Linked DNA regions of Homo sapiens: all the other regions are linked to region 1. Evidence: read pairs that join two places in POLR2A ChIA-PET (ENCODE). Cell type or tissue: Panc1. All regions are shown on one strand. Links, peaks and the distances in the headings refer to the core of each region. The heading gives the core; the rest is flanking DNA.

The links. ChIA-PET counts read pairs that join two places held together with the same protein. Peaks named below come from ENCODE experiments on the same cell type or tissue, not always from the same donor. Only the 100,000 strongest peaks of a DNase experiment are listed, where the experiment ranks them.
Region 2: POLR2A ChIA-PET joins it to region 1 with 5 read pairs; 2 of 35 experiments call an interaction of 5 or more read pairs at or near these places.
Region 3: POLR2A ChIA-PET joins it to region 1 with 5 read pairs; 2 of 35 experiments call an interaction of 5 or more read pairs at or near these places.

Annotation. Positions count from the first base shown.
Region 1 is chr2:203,120,370-203,125,476 of GRCh38, forward strand. It overlaps NBEAL1 (neurobeachin like 1), which reads left to right. Exons shown (of 56, transcript NM_001378026.1): 19 at 1,885-1,974; 20 at 4,983-5,107. Among named protein-coding and RNA genes, the nearest start is that of NBEAL1, 110 kb to the left of the region's middle. In Panc1, for the core only: no CTCF peak of the experiment used is centred there; a DNase peak (open chromatin) is centred at 2,343.
Region 2 is chr2:203,190,135-203,195,241 of GRCh38, forward strand. It overlaps NBEAL1 (neurobeachin like 1), which reads left to right. Exons shown (of 56, transcript NM_001378026.1): 46 at 158-255; 47 at 3,661-3,777. It also overlaps the pseudogene RPL12P16. Among named protein-coding and RNA genes, the nearest start is that of CYP20A1, 46 kb to the right of the region's middle. In Panc1, for the core only: no CTCF peak of the experiment used is centred there; no DNase peak of the experiment used is centred there.
Region 3 is chr2:202,948,359-202,953,465 of GRCh38, forward strand. It overlaps CARF (calcium responsive transcription factor), which reads left to right. Exons shown (of 17, transcript NM_024744.17): 6 at 4,201-4,321. Among named protein-coding and RNA genes, the nearest start is that of CARF, 39 kb to the left of the region's middle. In Panc1, for the core only: no CTCF peak of the experiment used is centred there; no DNase peak of the experiment used is centred there.

The DNA.
Region 1 (5,107 bases), core at 568-4,567:
ATACAATATTTCTTTGTTGGAATAATGTACGGAATAATGTACAAATTAATAGTGAGGGTACAAATGAGGAGTGGTTTGTTGTTCCAGGAAGCTAGAAAATCATAAAGAAGATGGTATCATTTGTGTTTTAAAAGACAAGGTTGAGCAGGGATGCATGGTAAATATCACCTAAAAAGGCATAGACTGTAAAACTGGGTTCTACATGTGTTTGGGTATAGGACACTGAGCAAGAGGAGATGAGACTAGAGAGCAAGGTCACATTAGAGCAAACCTCCTATGTCAGAGTAGATAATAGGCAATGGATAGAATTTTTAGCAGAAGAGTAATATTATCGGATTCGCATTTTAGAAATGGTCTTAAGCTGCAGTGTGAAAGTTGGATTGGAGGAATGGATTCTAGAGAGTGTCATACCATTAGGAGATTATTCTGTTAAAACAGGTCATAGATACACAGTTTTTAGTTACAGACTAAAGTAGTAACTAGAGAAAGACGTGTCTGTCTCGGAGACGGATAACGTTTAAGTATTTGTTTGATTAAAGCAATTTTTCTCAATTGTTTAAGAGGAAAGCAGTAACTACATCATGTGCGCTAAAATTTGTAGGTTTACTTTCTTTTGGAATGGGGATTAGATTAGATTCAAGGATGCTGCATTACCTGAAAATTCGGATTGAATATGAAGTTAACATGCCTTTACGAATGGAGGTTAGCAAATAACACTGTTTCTAAAGTTACAGACTAAGCTCTTACTCTGAATGCAGCCAGAATTGTCTGGCAACAACATGAGGGAAAATAGTATCTTATGCCTGTAATTGTATTTTTATATTATGATTTTTTTTTTGTTCTATGGTTTATCTCTCATTTTAATCACACGTTTTATGTGTATCTTGAAATTGTGCCTAGGGAAGTGCTAATGGAAATAAAACATTGAATTTTTTTAAAGCAAAAAATCTGTTTTCATGTATTTGTTTAAAAGAGAAAAATTTAAAAACTATGACTGGCGAGGCCGGGTGCAGTGGCTCATGCCTGTAATCCCAGCACTTTGGGAGGCCGAGGTGGGTGGATCCCTTGAGGTCAGGAGTTCGAGACCAGCCTGGCCAACATGGTGAAACCCCATCTCTACTAAAAATACAAATTAAGCCAGATGTGGTGGCGCACCACTGTAATCTCAGCTACTTGGGAGGCTGAGGCAGGAGAATTGCTCGAATCTGGGAGGCAGAGGTTGCAGTGAGCCAAGATCACACCACTGCACTCTAGCCTGGGTGACAAGAGTGAGACTCTGTCTCCAAAAAAAAAAAAAAAACATCACTGTGGCTGGCGAACAAGTTCTGCCTATAGCTCATCTGTCAGATGACAAGTAGCAGTGACCTACTTTTCTAAGTGGGTGCTTTAGAATCTAATTCCTGATTCTTTCTTTTTTATTTTTATTTATTTTTTGAGACAGAGTCTCACTCTGTCACTGAGGCTGGAGTGCATTGGCACCGTGTCGGCTCACTGCAACCTCCGTCTCCTGGGTTCAAGCAATTCTCCTCCCTCAGCCTCCCGAGTAGCTGGGATTACAGGTGCCCACCACCACACCCGGCTAGTTTTTATATTTTTAGTAGAGATGGGGTTTTACCATGTTGGCCAGGCTGGTTTCGAACTCCTAACCTCAGGTGATCCACCTGCCTCGGCCTCCCAAAGTGCTGGGATTACAGGCATGAGCCACCACGCCCGGCCCTGATTCTTTCTTTTAAAACAGAACAGCAATACTAAAATTCATATTATGGGCATCTTATCTTTGACTATCCTATATTCCTTTTTGTATTATGGTGAAATGTTCTATATGTGGTTAAATTTATGTTTTGTTCTAATTGGTTGTTTGCCATATTTTTCTTTTATTCTTAGGCCTGCAAAAATTCAATCTGTCTTGATTTATCTACTAATTGTTTGCATGGAAGATTAACAGGAAACAAAGTAGTGAACTGGGACATTAAGGTAAATTAATAGTAAATGTTGGGCAACATCTTACATAATTTACTGATACTCTTATTAAGGATTTTGTTTTTAAAGCACTGCCAGATTGATCTAAATAATAGGTCTCAGTTAAAGGGTTATGCAAACATACAATTTGAAGGGTAAACAAATGCAAAGTTAAATGACTAACATAGTTGAATGACTTTGGTTTGAAGTATAGTTACCTTTGTAAGCTACAGCAGGTCTTTGGATAATGTCGTTCATTATAAAGTCAGTGAGAAAAAAATTGATTCCTGGCAGGGGCAACTGTCTGTGTGGAGTTTGAATGTTTTTGCCATGTCTGTATGGGTTCTCAAATCTTATTTTCCTTTTTCATTGGCCTCATATTTATGTCACAGCTGGAACTTTGCTTCCATCTAGAGGCTTCTACTTACTTTCCAAGACCAAACTGCTCTTATGGGTATCCCTAGCACTTTATTATTTCACTTACCATGGCAAATAGTAACTGCTTGGTTAATGCTCTAGTAGTCCAAAAGAACTTTGAAGGAAGGGTCACTGCTTTTTTCTTTTTTTTAATCAGTTCCTGGTACAGGGTTATGCAACAAATAAGTGTTGACTGAGTGATTAAATTAGTAAAGGTTGTTTAGGGTGAGAAAGGCTTAATTCTTAAATATAGTGTTTCCTTAAATGATATTTTAAATAGAAGTTATAACCTAAGTTAAATAAAAGAAATATAAAAGATAATTATAAGAGGGCTTGCCGGTAAATCAGGGAAATAAAAGATAATTATAAGAAGACTTGCTGGTAAATCAGGAAAAAAAAAAAAACTTTTCTAATCAGTTAACACCAACCAAATACGTTTATTATTTCAGTGAAAAGAAATCATTAAGATAATTTTGCCTATGTAGAAATTAATCTATCAATTAGTGTTAATTTCATGTTATTCATGATATATAAAGGATTTTTCTCCTTAATTTTGGTATAAGAACACTTGTTCTTTTTCTTTTCTTTTCTTTTTTCTTTTTTTTTTTTTTGAGGCAGAGTTTTGCTGTCGCCCTGGCTGGAGTGCAGTGGATCTCGGCTCACTACAACCTCTGCCTCCCAGGTTCAAGCGATTCTCCTGCCTCAGCCTTCCAAGTAGCTGGGATTATAGGCACCTGCCACCACACCCAGCTGATTTTTGTATTTTTTAGTAGAGACAGGGTCTCACCATGTTGGACAGACTGGTCTCGGACTCCTGACCTCAGTTGATCCGCCCACCTTGGCCTCTCAAAGTGCTGGGATTACAGGCGTGAGCCACCATGCCCGGCCAGAACACTTTTTTTTATCTGTTACCATAGTAGGATTTATGACATGAATGACACTTCATAAGTTAACTTTTGCTTTACTTGTAAGACTGGTTTTACAAAGCTGATTCCATGTGGTATTTTATATATAGAAATCTGTTTATATGTACCATACATACCTGAAAATCAAAGCCGTTTTTTTGTGGCCTGAGTTACAGCTATGTGGATTATTAACTAGTTAGACTTTTGGCTAATGTGGAAATCAAAAAGCAACAGATTATCAAGAGAAAGGCGTATTTTTATACTGTAGCCAAATCAAAGACCAAAAAAGTTAAATGACAACTGGTAAAATAATATTTGCCTTCCAAAAAGTTAATTTACTTATTTACACAAAGAGCTCTTCAAAACTGGTATGACAAACAGTCAAAACAAAGTAGAAGATATGAGGCCAGGCACAGTGGTTCACACCTGTAATCCCAGTACTTTGGGAGGCCATGGCGGGCAAATTGCTTGAGCTCAAGAGTTTGAGACCAGCCTGGGCAACATGGCAAAACTTTGTACAAAAAATACACACGTTAGCTGAGTGTGGTGGCACATGCCTGTAGTCTCAGCTACTTGGGAGGCTGAGGTGAGAGGATCACTTGAGCCTGGAAGGTCGAGACTGCAGTGAGCCGTGATCAGGCCAGTGCACTCCAGCTGAGTGACAGAGCGAAACCCTGTCTCAAAAACAAACAAGAAAAACCCAACAAAGTAGCAGATATGTAGGATGAACAAGTCCAGAGATCTAATGTAAAACATGAGGACTATAGTTAATAAAATTACATTTTATTAGGGAGTTTTGTTAAATAAGTAGATTTTAGCTGCTCTTGTCACAAAGTAACTATGTGAAATGATAGAAATGTTAATCTGCTTCACTATAGTAACCATTTTATTATCTATGTGTATCCTACAACATTATTTTGTAAACCTCAAATATACACAATAAAATTTATTTCTAAGAAAACAAGCAAAGAATGTGAAGAGGTTGTTTGAAGACTTAAGTTATGTCCACGTGGCAATTCAGAACACTTTAATAATTAATAATAAGAGCAAACCTTGTATGGTATCGACTGTATGTCAGAGACTGCACTTTTTATATATTAGCTTACTTAATCCTTGCAATACTTTATGAAGTGGGTGTTACTATTATCCTCATTTTACAGATGAAGAAACTGAAGCCAGTGATATTAGTAACTTATCAAAAGATATAGAAAATATTTTATTAAGCTACCCAAAATATCCAAAACTTTGAACTTTGCCTGAAATACCCTCTCTACCTTTTTGTTAACTAAAAGTCGAGGAGTCAGTCATATTTCTACCACCAAATGCATTTTTTTTCATTGTTTATTCTCTTGTTTATTATGCCTAATTGCCTAGTGACAGTTGTTTTTCCATTGTTGGAGTTACATTATAAAGTCCACTTATGGGGCTATGTTTCATTTGCCTATGTTCGAAATCCCTAAAATTTGGAAAATGAAGATGGAGTAAAAATGGTCTGGCCTGATCTCTCTTGAGTTTTGATTATGGTGACCCTTGAGGCTGCCCTGTAAAGCATCTTCCTACACAAAAATTCCTTCAGCTTAGGTTATCCTGTACATTGCTCAAAGGTTTATCTAGCAGATTATAACTTCATACATGTGAAGATATTAAATGACAAAATTGTCCTCCTTTTATAAGATTTAAACATTATAATTTTCCCTTTAGGATATCATAAACTGCATAGGTGGGTTAAATGTACTCTTTCCTTTATTGGAACAAATCAGCCACTTTAGTGAAGGACAGATTCCTGAAGAAAAGAATGAAAGCACAGTTCCTGAATCAGTAACACC
Region 2 (5,107 bases), core at 469-4,468, 70 kb after region 1:
CAAAAAAAAAAAAAAAGATGTGTGTACACACACACACACACACACACACACACACACACACACACACACACACACCAATGAGCCTGATACATTAATCAGTGATGTGGCTTGCTGATTTGTTTTCACTCTATAGTAAGTTGACTTCTTCTGGTTTTAGGAGCTGTGGATCTGGATGCCTTAACAGATGAGAAAGAAAGAAAAGCCTTAGAAGGGATGATTAATAATTTTGGGCAAACACCCTGTCAATTATTAAAGGTAAGTCAACAACTTAAGAAGTAGATTTAAGTCAACTTAAGAAGTAGATTTAAGTACATAACAAAATATTGCAGTCAAGATCCATGTATATAGCCAGTTACTCTCAGTCACAGAAAGATTTCTGTTTGCTCAGAAAGTCTTATATTATTTCCAAGAGGAAAAACTGAGTACCTATTAGGGTATGCCATTAAAACTGTCCTCATGCTGGGACTCATTCCACATGTAAAACTTCTAATAGCTAACATCTGCCCAAAAAGGCACTTGCTTTCCAGAGCCCAAACCCAGTCTTAAGAATCAAATTGCTCTCGGCTTTCGGCTCGGAGGAGGCCAAGGTGCAACTTTCTTCGGTCGTCCCGAATCCGGGTTCATCCAACACCAGCCGCCTCCACCATGCCGCCGAAGTTCGACCCCAACGAGATCAAAGTCGTATACCTGAGGTGCACCGGAGGTGAAGTCGGTGCCACTTCTGCCCTGGCCCCCAAGATCGGCCCCCTGGGTCTGTCTCCAAAAAAGGTTGGTGATGACATTGCCAAGGCAACGGGTGACTGGAAGGGCCTGAGGATTACAGTGAAACTGACCATTCAGAACAGACAGGCCCAGATTGAGGTGGTGCCTTCTGCCTCTGCCCTGATCATCAAAGCCCTCAAGGAACCACCAAGAGACAGAAAGAAACAGAAAAACATTAAACACAGTGGGAATATCACTTTTGATGAGATCGTCAACATTGTTCGACAGATGCGGCACCGATCCTTAGCCAGAGAACTCTCTGGAACCATTAAAGAGATCCTGGGGACTGCCCAGTCTGTGGGCTGTAATGTTGATGGCCGCCATCCTCATGACATCATCGATGACATCAACAGTGGTGCTGTGGAATGCCCAGCCAGTTAAGCACAAAGGAAAATATTTCAATAAAGGATCATTTGACAACTGAAAAAAAAAAAAAAAAGAATCAAATTATAGAATATTTAAAATGTAGAATCAAATTATTAAATATTACTACATATATTTCTTTCCCTATACTGGTATCTGAAATTAAATCATTATCTTCCTGATGACACACAGGTTTAGATTAATGGAAATTAATCTAATGGTAGTTTTCAAAGATGTCTTGATCTTTTTCAGTATATGAATTTAGTGATGTAGAATGTACAAAAAAATATATCATTTATTAACTAGATATGTTCTTAAGCAATCACTGTGTTTGTTAGGTACTTTACCTAATCTTCATAGTAAAAATTCAGCTATCCTCATTTTTTAGGAGTTAAAGCCAAGCCTCACAGAAGGTAATACCTAGCCTATAATGCCTTTGAGAAATTAAATACTTTTTCTATGTTTACACAACAAGAAAGTGACTAGGATTATATGCCTGACCATCTAACTCCAAAGCCTTTCTAGCATGCCATGTTTCCTCTGAATGAGTAGTTGTAAGCCCCCGTTAAACTAGATCTCTTAACATGTTCTTATGGGCCTTTATTTGCTACCTAATTAGGACACTTTCTGCCTTAGGCTATATATTTATCCATTTACCTCAGTACATTATAAATACATTAAAGGCAGCAACTTTCTCTTAATCATCTTTGTATCACTCTTGAATACAGTATTGAATTGAAATCGCCACAGCTATTACAACAGTAGTGTATCTAAGCTCTAACTTATAGATGTACTTCTGTCAATACAGTAATTGGGCTAAGCTTTGTAATTTTTACTGTTCCTTAGCAACAGTTTGCTCGGAACCTCCAACATTGGTTTTTACAGAATAGTCATATGTGAAGTCAATGCTTTATCCCTTACCTTCTGGTACAGTCAGAAGGCGAAAGTAACAGACTAAAACAGAATGCTTCACAGGGCTTTGAAATAGATGCTATCATATTTTCACACCTGCTTTACCTTTCTTTTTGTTTTACAAGTGGTGCTAATTAGTTTTTATTGTGATGAAAATGATACAAAAATCAGCCTTTGATTTGAAATAAAGTGAATAATATTTATTAAAAGATAATTTTTTTTTTTTTTTTGAGAGGGAGTTTTGCCCTTGTTGCCCAGTCTGGAGTACAATGGCACAATCTCGGGTTACTCCAACCTCTGCCTCCTGGGTTCAAGCGATTCTCCTGCCTCAGCCTCCCAAGTAGCTGGGATTACAGAGGCCCGCCACCACACCTGGCTAATTTTTTGTATTTTTAGTAGAGACGGGGTTTTGCCATGTTGGGCAGGCTGGTCTTGAACTCCTGACCTCAGGTGATCTGCCTGCCTCAGCCTCCCAAAATGCTGGGATTACAGGTGTGAGCCACCGCACCCGATCTAAAAGCTAAATATTTTAGTACTTACAGCTTTCACATCTATTGCCTATAATCAATATTTTTTTGTAGAGATGTAAGAATTTACTTTAGATAGAATTCTGTTTTGCCTTTTAACTGTGCCTTTGAAATGTTCATTTTACTTGCCATTTATTTCATATTTATAGATGATACTGTTCTGTGTTTCTGACATGAAAGTTGAGGAAGAACAAAATTTACTTGAAAAGTATGCAGCAGTACCTATAATTTGATTCTGACAGTATTGACTTTTTTTCTTTCTTTCTTTTTTTTTTTTTTTTTTTTTTTTTTGAGATGGAGTCTTACTCTGTCACCCAGGCTGGAGTGCAGTGGCACGATCTTGGCTCACTGCAACTTCCATCTTGTGGGTTCAAGCGATTCTCCTACCTCAGCCTCTCAAGTAGCTGGGACTATAGGTGCACACCACTACGCCTGACCAATTTTTGTATTTTTAGTAGATACAGGGTTTCACCATGTTAGCCAGTATGGTCTTGAACTTCTGACCTCAAGTGATCCGCCCACCTCAGCCTCCCGAAGTGCTAGGATTTCAGGTGTGAGCCAGCACGCCCAGCCAGTGTTGACATTTTGATCTTGTCAAGGAATTAAAGATTCATCCAAATTATACATTCTGAATTTTGAATACTACATTTAATTTTACCAAGCATCTAACGTGTAAGATACTAGTCTAGTATGGAAATCCAAAAATGAATAAGGCTTCTCTAGCTTTAAGGCACTTATAACCTAGCTGGGGAAGACAGACCATAAACAACTATATGTAATCCAATATAGAAAGAAATAAATTATAATTAAAATATAAATTATTTGCCAAGGAAAAATAATAAAAGAGAATAATACATTCTGACTTGAAAATTTAGGAGAGATATCAGTAAGAAAAACTTTAAAGTAGAAGTGGGGTTTCCAAAGAAATGAAAAAAGTAGTATCTCTGCTAAGAGAATAGTCTGAGCCAACACCTATAATTGTCAACAATGCATGGTATGTAATTCATTGTAGCTAGAGCCTAGTGTATATGAAGGAACATAGTGAGAGATTAATAACATAGATATGGAATTGTTTTTCCTTAAAATTATTTTGAAGGAACCACACCCTCCAAGATTATCAGCAGAAGAAGCAGTGCAGAAGCCAACCAAAATAGACACTTCAACCCTAAACCTGTTTCAACACCTTCCTGAACTCAAGTCATTTTTTATAGAGGTAATATCCTACTTGGTAATATCAAAAAGAGTTTTCTCTAAATTCTGTACATTTTAAAGTTCTTTTATTATTTAATGGGAAGTAAGGATTATAATATTTAATTCAAGATAGTAAATTATACTGTAATAATCTGTTGTTGGATTTTTAAAACATTTTTATTGGAAGCTTTTGTTTGCTGCTGAGTGGTAGTCTGAACTGTTTTTCTTGGCTTTCTTTCATCTACTTCACATTTTCCTGACGAAGAAGAATAAATAATTTGACTTAAAATGCTTCTTGTGACAATCGAGATGATATGTAGATGGAGATAATAATTTAATAGCTCTTAATTATAATGTCTGCTCATATATAAAATAGATCCTAATAAGTCCATTGTTAATTGATAGAATGAGTAGTCTAGTAAAACAGGAGTAGTTAATGGTGTAATTGAAAGAGTTTAAATAAAAAATTCAAATGTTTAAATATACATATTAAATTGAGTAATTCAGAATGTGATTATAAAATGCATTCATACCTATGAATGTGGTTAGGACAGATAGCATTAACCCTTCACAAAAAGAAAATTGAAAATAAAAAGTTACTAAGATTAGTTTGAAAATATACATTGAACAGTCTCTGCAATACAGCAGAGGTTGGTAAACTCTTTCTTGTCTCAAATAATAACTTATTTGAAAAGTATGCAGCAGTGAGATAGGTCTAACTGGTAAATATTTTGTGCTTTGCAGGCCAAAAGGCAAACTCAAAGATATTCTGTAGATACATATATAACCACTTAAAATGTAATCATCTAAAAATATAAAACCCATCCTTAGCTCACCCACCGCCTACAAAACAGGTGGTGGGCTGGCTTTGTCCCACAGGCTGTAGTTTGTAAAACCCTGCATTGCAATATCACTGCAGCGTGTTTCTCAGATTCAATACCATGGGAAAATGAATTATCAAAAAATATAATTTTTTGATAATGTAGTGTAAAAAATGTTTATGAGTTTTATAACAGTTAAAGCTTTGGCCGGGCGCAGTGGCTCACGCCTGTAATCCCAGCACTTTGGGAGGCCGAGACCGGCAGATCACGAGGTCAGGAGATTGAGACCATCCTGGCTAACATGGTGAAACCCCGTCTCTACTAAAAAATATAAAAAATTAGCAGGGCATGGTGGTGGACGCCTGTAGTCCCAGCTACTCGGAAGGCTGAGGCAGGAGAATGGCATCCAGGAGGCAGAGCTTGCAGTGAGCCGAGATCACGCCACTGCACTCAGAGCGAGACTCCATCTCAAAAAAAAAAAAACAGTTAAAGCTTTATAATACATTTTACTCAAATGAACAATATTGTAGT
Region 3 (5,107 bases), core at 469-4,468, 170 kb before region 1:
TTTAAAATAGTTTTTTTCTGGTTCTGTGAAGAATGCCATTGGCAGTTTGATAGGAATAGCATTGAATCTGTGAATTGCTTTGCGCAGTGTGGCCATTTTAATGATATTGATTCTTTCTGTCCATGAGCATGGATTTTTTTTTCCATTTGTTCGTATCTTCTCTGATTTATTTGAGCAGTCTTTTGTAATTCTTATGGTAGAGATCTTTCACCTTCTTGTAATCCTAGGTATTTTATTCTTTTTCTGGCAATTGTGAATAGGATTGCCTTCCTAGTTTGGCCCTTGTCTTGGTTGTTGTTGGTATATTGGAATGCTAGTGATTTTTAAACATTGATTTTGTATACTGAAACTTTGCTGAAGTTGTTTATCTTCTGGAAGAGCTTTTGGACGGAGAATATGGGGTTTTCTAAATGTAGGATCATGTCGTCTGCAAACAAGGATAGTCCAACTTCCTCTCTTCCTATCTGGATGCCCTTTATTTCTTTCTCTTGCCTGATTGCTTTGGCCGGGACTTCCAATACTATGTTGAATAGGAGTGGTGAGAGAGGGCATCCTTTTCTTGTGCTGGTTTTCAAGGAGAATGCTTCTGGCTTTTGCCTATTTACTATGATGTTGGCTGTGGGTTTGTTAGCTAAGCATCTTGTTTTTCTTAATTTATTTTAATTAAATAATTTATTTTTTAAGAGAAATGTCTCAGCTGGGCCTGGTGGCTTACGCCTGTAATCCCAGCACTTTGGGAGGCTGAGGTGGGCAGATCACGAGGTCAGGAGTCCGAGACTAGACTGGTCAACATAGTAAAACCCCATTTCTACTAAAAATATGAAAATTAGCCAGGCATGGTGGTGCATACCTGTAATGCCATCTACTCAGGAGGCTGAGGCAGGAGAATCACTTGAACCCAGGAGGCAGAGGTTGTGGTGAGCCAAGGTCGTGCCACTGCACTCCATGCACTCCAGCCTGGGCAACAGAGCAAGACTCCATCTCAAAAAAAAAAAAAAAGAGATATGTCTCACTCTGTCACCTAGGCTTAACTGCAGTGGCATGATCATAGCCTCCAGAGTAGCTAGAACTACAGGGGTGTGCCACTGCCATCAGCCAAATGGAGCTTTTTAAAGAAATATACCTTCCTTTTTTTCAATATGACTTTTTGTTATTTATTTATTATTATTATTATTATTATTATTATTATTATTATTATTATTATTATTTTGAGACAAAGCCTCACTCTGTTGCCCAGGCTGGAGTGCAGTTGCGTGATCTCAGCTCACTGCAACCCCCACCTCCTGGGTTCAAGCGATTTTCCTGCCTCAGCCTCCCGAGTAGCTGGGATTGCAGGTGCCTGCCACCAAGCCCAGGTAATTTTAGTATTTTTAGTAGAGACGGGTTTCATCATGTTGGCTAGGCTAGTCTCAAACTCCTGACCTCAGGTGATCCACCCACCTTGGCCTCCCAAAGTGCTGGGATTACAGGCGTGAGCCATCGTGCCTGGCCCAATATGACTTTTTATATAAAAGTTATTAGTAAAGATTCTGTAGTGGGTGAATCTGCAATGGATGAAGATGTTTTGGAGTGAAGCTGAATTGGTCTTTTGAATTTATTAGAAATATTGTACACAAAGGGCCTAGTAGGTAAAAGACCACTCAGCTAAAGTTTTCTGATAATTTTCATGGTCTGCCTGAAATAGAATGTGTTGTAGCACATGACTCTTCAAAACCATGTTTGCTTTCATAGCAAAGATTTTAGGTAATTAGCTGGGTTTTCTTTAAATAGGAAAAGTAATATTAACATTGTCATTGTCAGATTATATGAATTGTAAATAGTTTTTTAGGTACCAGGGGGACTTAGCTAAGAAGGGAGAAAATAAATGAGACTTTTATCTACTATGCTTGGGAAACATAGTTTCAAAATTAAGAGGATATTCCACAGATCAGTCTTAATTATGAAACTTGTATATGATTGAATAACTTATAAAAACTTATTTGTGTTTAATTTTGATTTAAAAATAACCACAGCACTTATTTTCTAAGAATGAATAGAACACTTTTCATACCCCCATTCCTAAAAGTTAGAAAATTTGTATATACATATTTTTTTCACAGATATTTAATCTTATTATAAGGGGTAAAGAATTTAAAACAATATTATTACTGTTGCCTTTTAATGTCCAGCAGGGTTTTTTATATTGTTTTGCTTTTGTCTTTTCTTAGGTTAAGTAACATTGTCAAATATTGGGAGCTAGTACAGAGTGGTAGTTTGAAGGAGTCAGATTGCTTGAGTTTCAATTATAGCCTACCACTAAATAGCTCTGTGTAACCTTCTATGAGTTTTGTAACCTCTGTGTGACAGTTTCCTCATTTATAAAATGTATATACTTGAGATACACGTGATGAGGATTAAATGAGGTAATACATCTGAAGTGCTGCCACTTCCTATGAACTGAGCACGTGTAAGCAGTTGTCATCAGTTTGCAGTTGCTGTTTCATGCTAAAGTGATAAGAGTTATGGCAGGACATTTTTATCTCAAGAAACTTGTTGAACATTGGGGAAGGAAGGAAACAATTCCCATTCTTAATTTTGGGAACTATCTATGATTATATTAATATTTAAAGCATTCTAGTTTGTTGAAGTTTTTCCCCTAACATTAAATTTTTTAAAAAATTTTTTTCAAATTTATATTTGCATTTTTTCAAATGGCCCTTTTTTTTTGAGACAAGGTTTTGCTCTGTCACCCAGGCTGGAGTACAGCAGCATGATCACGGCTCACTGCAGCCTTGACCTCCCAGCCTCAAGTGATCCTCCCACCTGAACCCCCAGAGTAGCTGGTACTACAGGCACATGCCATCACACTCAGCTAATTTTTAAAATTTTTTGTAGAGACAGGTAGCCCAAGCTCAAACTCCTGGGTTCAAGTGATCCTCTCACCTTGGCCTCCCAAAGTACTGGGATTACAGGCATGAGCCACTGTATCTGGCCTCAAGTAACTCCCTTAAAAGTTGGAATACAGTCCCTGTCAAGCATCAGCAATATTTTCATGTTTTACCTAGCAAAAGAGGAGTCTGGGAACGTGGGTTGGAATGATTAAGGATTGTTACCTGCACTAAAGAGGTAATAGGAGAGTAGTATGTTAAGTAATAAAATTTATGTGGTGCTGATGGAAGTCTGATGCTTCCAGACTTTTTGGAAGTCTGGAAGCATCAGATAGACTTAAATTCAAATACTGTATTAGCTATACTTCCAAATGATAGGTCCAAAAGTTTTTCTTCAACTTCATATGTCTTTTTAGTTGATATTGCTCTAAATTTGATAGAGTAGGTTTAGTTGTTAAACTGAAAAAAAGTACAATAAATATACTATTTTCCCTGTGTTTTCAGACTTTTGAGGCACTTTGTAGTACCGTTCTTTATGAACCATAGAGACTATATATAAATGCTGAGATACCAAAATAAATCCTATTTAATTAGACATTTATCAAGTTACCTTTTTTTTTTTTTTGAGACAGAGTCTCGCTCTGTCGCCCAGGCTGGAGTATAGTGGCGCGATCTCGGCTCACTGCAACCTCTGCCTCCCAGATTCAAGTGATTCTCCTGCCTCAGCCTCCTGAGTACCTGGGATTACAGGCGCGTGCCACCATGTCCAGCTAATTTTTGTATTTTTAGTGGAGACAGGGTTTCACCATGTTGATCAGGCTGGTCTCGAACTCCTGACCTCGTGATCTGCCTTCCTTGGCCTCCCAAAGTGCTAGGATTACAGGTATGAGCCACCATGCCTGACCAACATGTTACCATTTTTAAACGAAGGAAGATGACTTTAAATATAAGACAAATGGTTGCCACACAAATAGGTGAAACATGTATGAATAATACAGTAAGTGGCAAAAGGTAAATGTATTACATCCAGACAGACTTGTTCAGATTACCAAGTAATTAGACTTCATCCATGTGTAATGATTAAGACCATTGGTGGTTAAGACCCTAGGATTAGGGTCAAATTGCCTGTTTTTAATCCTGGCTTCACCACTTATAAGTTGTGAGACCTTGGAAAAAAATGTTTATGTGCCTCAATGTTTTCATCTATAAAATGGGGGAAATCATAGAATCCATCATAGAGCTAGGTATGTGTTTAATAATTTATTTAATTAATAATTTTTGTTAAATCAGTCTAGGCATATGCATTTGATTTTTTTTTTTTAATGCTTCCAAGATGATCGTTGCCAGCCCAACAGAAAATGGACAGGTACTTCGTGTAATTCCACCTACCCAGACAGGAATGGCACAAGTGATTATACCTCAGGGGCAACTTGTGGATGTGAATAGTCCTCGGGGTGAGTAACAACGGGATATAGGGGATTTGAGAGTGTTTTAAAAACATAAATATTTTAGAAAAATCACCTTATGAAAGTCAGTGCTAAAGTTGATTTCTTTAGGTAAAAGATTATGAATTAAATAATTAGAAAACAGCTCTTTGCCCAAATAAATTCAAAGTTCATTTTTCAACTCCTGTCTAGGTTAGCTATTTCATTTAAGAATTCTATGAAGCTGATTGACTCCTGCTTCCTCCCAAATGACCAATGAGCATAAAATAAATTATTATTAATGATAACAGTAATAATAACAGCAACAATAGCAAGAATATAATGTTAATAGCTTCAGAAGTTTTTATTTATATCTTTTTTTTTGGAGGCAGAGTCTCGCTCTATCCCCCAGGCTGGAGTACATTGGTGGCATGATCTCGGCTTACTGCAACCTCTGACTCCCAGGTTCAAGCAATTCTCCTGCCTCAGCCTCCTGAGTAGCAGGGATTACAGGCGCCTGCAACCATGCCTAATTTTTATATTTTTAGTAGAGACGAGGCTTCACCATGTTGGCCAGACTGGTCTTGAACTCCTGACCTTGGGTGATCCACCTGCCTCCGCCTCCCAAAGTGCTGGGATTATGCACGTGAGCCACTTCGCCCAGCCATTTATATCTTTATCAATATTTTTATTAGCCATGTGACTCATTACTTTTTTTTTTTATCCTCTTGCTCTTTTCCTCTTTCCTTGGCTCCTTCAGATTCAGAAAAGAGAATCATGCTCCCTATTTCTCCTTGTATAGTCTTTCTTTACCTG